Linked DNA regions of Mus musculus: region 1 is linked to region 2. The links are chromatin contacts, found by Hi-C or POLR2A ChIA-PET in ENCODE. All regions are on one chromosome and are shown on one strand. Each heading gives the region's core, a stretch centred on a gene start or an enhancer-like site at or near the end of the contact. The rest is flanking DNA. Distances are from core to core; before and after follow the strand shown.

Region 1 (3,420 bases), core at 19-2,518, 34 kb after region 2:
GGGGGAAGAAAGATTGTAGGAGCCAAAGCGGTCAAGGACATCACAAGAAAGCCTACAAAATCACTAACCTGGGTCCACCAGGGTTCATAGGACTGAACAGCCAACCAAGGAGCTTGCATGGGACTGGCCTAGGCCCTCCGTACATAGGTTATAGTTGTGTAGCTTGGTCTTCCTAACAGTAGGAGCTGACTCTGTTGCTTGCCTTTGGGACCCTTTTCCCCTACTGGGCTGCCTCATCTAGCCTCAATAGGAGAAGATGCACCTAGTCTTTCTCCAACCTGACATACCGGGGTTGGTTGATATCCATGGGAGGCCTCCACTTCTCAGAAGAGAAAGGCAGAAGGAATGGATGGTTAGGAGGGGTAGTGGTGGGTGAGAAACTCAGAGGAGAGGAGGGAGGGGAGACAGAAGTCAGGAGGCAAATTAATTAATTAATAAAACAATATCATTTGCCACATTGAGTTATGTCCCTCAAAAATAAGGTTTTTTATTTATTTATTTTTTTATTTTTTTTTTTTTTTTGGTTTTTTAAAAAAGCCTTTTCCAAAGCAAACAGAGCTATGATTGTTCTCCTTAGAAAGGGCTGAGGTACAGGCTGTTTTTAAAGGAATGAACTCCCTGAAGGGTTTCTGAAATCTGAGTCAATTTTAAAAATTCCTTCTGCATGTTGCTTGTTAGGACCAAAGCAACTGTATAAAATCAGGAGCCGTGTAAGCCCCAGTCCTAACCCTGTCCTGTCAAACTGCCACAGGGGTTTTCCTCGGTGTCAAGCCAAAACATAAACAAACAGGTTAAAGATAACATAGTAAGATTGTAAAGAGTGGGAACAGCCCACTGAAGCATTCTATAACGTCGTAGCTGCCCCTTGATTTAATTTTGTTGGCTTTCAAAGTAACATAAACCTAGTGGTCTCTTTCTTGGTCAGTTGCATAGCTTGCTCATGTTCCAGGCTTTTTAGATGCAGAAGTATTTTCCCCTTCCAAGCATCTTGTGACACTTCCATCCCCTTACCTAACAGGGTGGCTGGATTTATTTAAGAGGATTTTGAAGTTGATCCCTTTTATATAACTCAGAAGACCGAGTAACAGAAAAGAGCAAAGGAGAGAAGATGTCAGGGAGAGAGATTACAAACACGAGCTTCGCCTCGGAGGTGCTCTCTAAACAAGGAGAGGTCAAAGGTGCTCTTAACGGACAGACAGAGCTGGAGTGTGAGGAGCAGGTTAGCTTACATCCATTCATCAAGGGTTAAGCTTTAAGCCTAAGAGCTTTGGGTGAGTCATGGCCAGAATTTGGCAAAGAAATGCAACACCTTATCTCTAATCAGCCCTGCCTCAAAATAGCTCTGTCTTCCCTCAGGCAGAGACTCATCATCCCAGCTAAGCACAGTGCATCGAGGTGCTGAGCCCCACTTAATCAGAAAGTCTAGCTGTGCATGTTATTCATCTCTTGCACAAAGTTAGCTCGCTCTCTCCTTCTCTCTCACTCTCTCCCTCTCTCTCTCTCTCTCCCTCTCTCTCTCTCTCTCCCCCTCTCCCTCCCTCTTCCCCTCCTCCCCCTCCCCCTCCCCCTCCCCCTCCCCCTCCCCCTCCCCCTCTCCCTCTCCCTCCCTCTCAGTGGAGCAATGCATAATTTAGCAGAGCTGAAAATGACTTGCACAGATTCAGGATATCAGGCAGGAAAGAACCTTCCAACTTTCCTGGGCTGACACTTCTTCATTCTACAGATGGGAAGACTGAGACCCAGAGATAAAGGCTGTGCCCAAGAACACACAGTCAGTTGGCAGGGGTGAGGGAGACCTTCTCCAACAGGAAATTAGCAGCGCGGATGAGGGAGACATTCTCTTTCTCCTGGCTGTGCTGCTAAACTCTGGAAAAAAAAAAAAAAAAAAAAAACCCTGGTCCATTTTCCTTCCGTTGTTAAGGAAGTCATCAATGCTGCCAAGAGTTTCCAAATCAACACTCTTCCAGGCAGCACTTATTAAACTCTCACTGGGGCCTCTCAAACCTCTGTTTCTAGCTTCATGATCCAGACAGCATTTGATTGTTTGTTCATTTCACATTTGAGATTGGGATAGATAGTCTACTGCAGTTTCTTTCTTTCTGCTGGAAGAGAATGTAACAAACAGGAAGTTAAAGTTCTTGTGGGGTGAGGCTCAGACAAAAATGCCCACTGGCATTATCAGCTGCTTCCCCCTAACACACACACACACACACACACACACACACACACACACACACACACACCCAAACGCCCTCACCCCAGCACCAAGCATGAACAACACTCAGGCTAGTTCTGACTCGGGATTTGACCTCCTAGAGGCCATCTACAGAGGATGGCTCGGCAGGAACATTCCCCCCCAGCAGTTCCCCTCCCACCATTTGTACCCTGTGCCCACTGAGAACTCTTCACACAATCTGGGCCTTGTCCAGGCTGTCTGAGGCACACAGAGTCTAAGGCACAGGGCTTGCAAAAGGCTGCTGGAAACTGAACGGGATAATGGAGATTTAGAATTCAGACAGTTCCAGGGCTGGAATGTGCTGCTAGGAAAATGCCTGGCTCCAGCTAGCTTCAAGCAGTTTTGTTTCAGGTTGTTACTATCCAAGACGTTGTGTCCAAGACTAAAGAGAAATAGAACACTAAGGCGCAGGAAATCGGATTTCAACTCCCTCCCATTTCTCGGTGATTGTTGTCTCTTGAGCGTTCCCATTTGTTTTTTGCCTGAGTCACTCTGGATGGACTTATCGAAGCTCTTGAGTGGAAATTGGTCCCTAGTTGTTCCTCGATGTGGGCGTTATCTCTTCTAGGAAAACTCCAGCCTTCCTCCTAAAGACCCCAAGCCCTCTAACTCCCACTAGACTTCCTACTGAAAGCTGAACAAATGGCAGGCGCTTAATAAATTCCTAAAAAATTCATGGTCAGCATCATGTTGCCTAGACCTGTTTCAACCAATTCCATGCAGAACTCATGTCCTAATCATGAAGAAACTACCAGACAAAATAGTGGAGACCCAAGGTTCACACACACTGCACAACAGAGCCAGACCTCAGGCCCACAATTTCTAAAAGGATATCTGGTTTTCACTCATCTTCTGTCAAAATACACATAAAATATAGTGCTAAAGATATTTAAGTGAAAGTCAGTAGAGAGTGAAACAGTACTAGGATATTGTGGAGGGGACTTTACAGTACAGTCAATTAAAACAAATTAAAAAAAGTAAAACCAGAAACAAACAAAAAACCAGGAATCAGGCATGTGGTGCACAGAACCAATCCACAGTAAATTGCAAGACAGTCCGGTTATGTCGAGAAACCTTGTAGCAAAAAAAGAAAAAAAGAAAAGAGAAGAGAAGAGAAGAGAAGAGAAGAGAAGAGAAGAGAAGAGAAAAGTAGAGGGGAGGGGAGGGGAGGGGAGGGAAAGGAA
Region 2 (3,251 bases), core at 583-3,082:
TTGAGTTTCTATGGATGCAAAGGGGCAGACCAGTAGAAAGGATTAGGAATAGGAATCACGAACTCACATTTGAGATGTGCAGTGTGTCCCAGGTAGAATTAGGAGCATTTGTGGAGTTGGCCCCTGGGTGCCTGTGGATAGCCCTGCTCCTTCTTCATTACAGTACTCCAAAAGTGTGCTTTGGTTTGCACCCATTTGAACAGGAAGTCCTGCATTTGAAAAACAAACCAAACATAATAATGGTAGTTTGGGGATTTCTCTCACATGACTAGGAATAGCGACATACAGATAATACAGAGGCTGAGATCTGTGCTGAGGAAGAGCCTCTGGATTCTGCCGTCACCTTCAGGAAACCATCTTTTCACTTGCCTCCTAAACAGGCAGAGCAGATGTCTAAGAGCTGAGCTGGACGCTGTGACTCTCTGGTTCCTGGGGTGGGAATTCCTTGCCACGGCAGCCCAGTTCCTGTTACCTTGGCAGAAGTCAAGGATTACTTTCCTCTCATTGATGGAACAGTTAGTCATGGATGAGGCATATTGGAAGCTTCCAAATCTTGCCTCTCCCTCTCACGCACCCTACATATCCCCACCCTAGTCCTTACTCTGATCTAGGAAATCTTAGAAACGACATATTAAGTGAAGATTTTCCAGGGTAACCTTCCTTTCTGGCGAAGTTTTTGGCGTTTGTGACATTTGTATGTATACACCCCCATAATCCTTAGACGAAAAACCGTTAAATGCTCACATAAGCAAGTCTTCAGAAGACGAATCTCTTGTACCTCATTTAACTTTTAAGATTATTCTCAATGTCTCTTTTTCCAGATATTTTAGGATTTAGGAGGAAAATGAAATTAGTTGAAACAAATCAAGGTAAGCTGGGTGATGAGAAATGAATTGATGTCTGCAAAGATTTCCCGTGCTGCTCACAATCTCTCTAGAGTGCCTCTCCTCTAAGGTGTAGGAAGCTCTGCTCCTTATCTGTTGACAGAAAACACAGGCTGGGGTCCATTCTGCCCAGAGCAGCAACATTCCTGGGACCTCATCCTTTTTCATACTTACCATGGGGGTAAAAAGCTCTGTATAAAGATGGAGTAATTGAAATCGCAACAGAACACCCTTAACAATCAAGAGTACCTCTGCTCAGGCTCAGGCTGCACTTCAGCCTGTGTCACCCGGGACTTGTTCCCAGAAGCAGAACTGACCTACAATTTGGGCTTCATACAGGAAGAAAGAGCCCATGTTACCAAGATGCACAAATTCAGAACGTGGATACCTCATTTGTTGTCACTAGGAAAGTTTTCAGTTAGCGTCTTTTCCCTTTCCCAGTTCAACAAATAAAATGCTTCCATTCTGCACTCTCTCTCCTCTCTTGTCACCTGGCCTGTTTCAGACACTGCGAAATAAATAAATAGGTAGATAAAAATAAAAAATAAAAGCAAATAAAAATACAATTAAATTAAATTTTTTAAAGGTTCCCAGATTTTCACATTTACCCCAAGCAGTAAAGAAGGGTCTGCCACCCTACAGGCAACTTTCAGGGGCATAGCGTCAGGTTATCAGAACTACATAGCGACCCCCAGCCTGGATAAATGTCGTTGGTGACCTTAAAAGTATTTATTTTAATCAGCAGTATCAGTTTTGAGAGGAAACTTCTTTCTAGCTTTCTGAGACAGCAGGGTCCGGGCTCCCGTTCCCTTCCCACCCAGGCTGTGCCTCGAGGCCTGGAGAACGTTTGCCTCGGTGATGGGAAGGGAGCACTGGCCTCTCCTGTGCTGCCCTGCACGTCCAGTGGCCCAGCACACAGCTGCGCGGGGGAGGGGAACATGCTCTCTAGCCCGGGAGCAGCTTTCCCAGAGGCCAGACAGAGGCTCTGGCCTTGCAGGGCGCCTCCCTCAAGAGCCTGAGGGTTCTTGGCAGCATGAACCCTATCCCTGCTGGGAGCAATGACTTTCTCAGGCCATGCTGAGGCCAGATGGAAGGCCGTGGGCGACTAGCGCATGCGTGAGGCGAGGGTGGCATTCAGGACAGTGGAGGAGGTCTCCAGGGCCTCAAGGGCAAGGCAGCTAGGGGCCCACTGAGAACAGAGCTTACTGGGTCCTACTGTCCTTCAGGTTTCTTAACAGCATGCTAAGGACATTGCACAGCTGGAGGTCAGCCAGTGTTAAAGGCACAGGTTCTTTAGAGGGTAACAGAATAACTGCCTCTCTTTTACATCTTAGGAAGCTAAGATTTAAAGCTATGGTTTTGTATTCTGCAAGCTAGTATCAGATCCAGATCTTACTGGTATGTCTGTGACTGTCTCCCGGTCACTTATCAGGTCTCTAAAAACCCATGTACTGAAGGCACATGGGTCTGCAAAAGAGAAGTATCCGTACATCAGTGTCTGTAACCACAGCGACTCTGAACTTGGGCACAGAGTAGAAAGGTTTGACCTGATGATTAATCAAACAACGCCAGCTGAATGTCTTTGGTGAAATCTAATTTCCTGTTCGTGAAAAGGAGATTAAAATGGAGCCCAGCCCCTAGAGTCCTGGCATTCCCAGGAGATGAGGTACCCATTGCTTAGCCGAGCGCCTGCTGGTGAAAGGCAATCAAATGTCTGAGCAACCATCTGAGAGGGAGACAAACACAGCAGAGAGATTGGTGCTTCAGTGTGAGGGCGGTTAGGGAAAGAGCCTTGCAGGATCTCCTAGGCAAAGGAGGAAACACCGGCTTCCCTTCCCCCCTCTCCCAGTAACAATGAATTGTTACTCACACCTGGGCACCTCTCAGCAGCATGGACTGCGCTCAGCATGGTGGCTCCAGCTATTTCTCGCTCTGGCTTCCCTGGGTGGGCCAGGCTGAAGATGGAGGAATCGCAGGAAATGGATGCTTGTGTAAAGTGTCACAATGGAGCACATGGAATCATAGATGGTTGAAGATAAAGACCATGGACCTCCTCGTGTAAATGAAAATGGAGTGAGAAGCTTTGAGGGGTAGAGTGATAGCAAGATTCCGACTTGAATTAAGAGGCCTGATGTTTGGCATCCCTGTGGTTCATGCCCCCCACACTCGGGGCAGATACCTTACACACACAGTACAGAGGGCAAAGAAAAAGAGGGAAAATGGTAATGAAAAAAAGGATTCCTTTTTCCTACCTTATGCAACTTCATATTCAGCAATACCATTTACTGTGATCATTAGATTTAAAACAAACAAACAAACAAACAAACAAACATTTAAGGCCAGGCTTGATGGTGCATGCCTTTAATC

The links. Hi-C counts contacts between places; a loop is a spot of excess contacts on that map. ChIA-PET counts read pairs that join two places held with the same protein, here RNA polymerase II (POLR2A).
Region 1: a loop to region 2 is called in a map of heart, with 4 times the contacts of the local background. The contact joins two enhancer-like sites. A Hi-C loop is called at or near these places in 4 of 37 maps with a recorded cell type or tissue (CH12.LX and heart). POLR2A ChIA-PET finds 5 or more read pairs at or near these places in 1 of 5 experiments (Patski).

The regions. Positions count from the first base shown.
Region 1 is chr3:65,903,588-65,907,007 of GRCm38, forward strand. No RefSeq gene overlaps it. Among named protein-coding and RNA genes, the nearest start is that of Gm35039, 23 kb to the right of the region's middle. Within about 2 kb of position 1,269, at least 1 of the 3 ENCODE cell types and tissues checked has a DNase peak (open chromatin) inside an H3K27ac peak, as active enhancers do; it is heart, where a contact is called at or near this core.
Region 2 is chr3:65,869,464-65,872,714 of GRCm38, forward strand. No RefSeq gene overlaps it. Among named protein-coding and RNA genes, the nearest start is that of Gm35039, 57 kb to the right of the region's middle. Within about 2 kb of position 1,833, at least 1 of the 3 ENCODE cell types and tissues checked has a DNase peak (open chromatin) inside an H3K27ac peak, as active enhancers do; it is heart, where a contact is called at or near this core.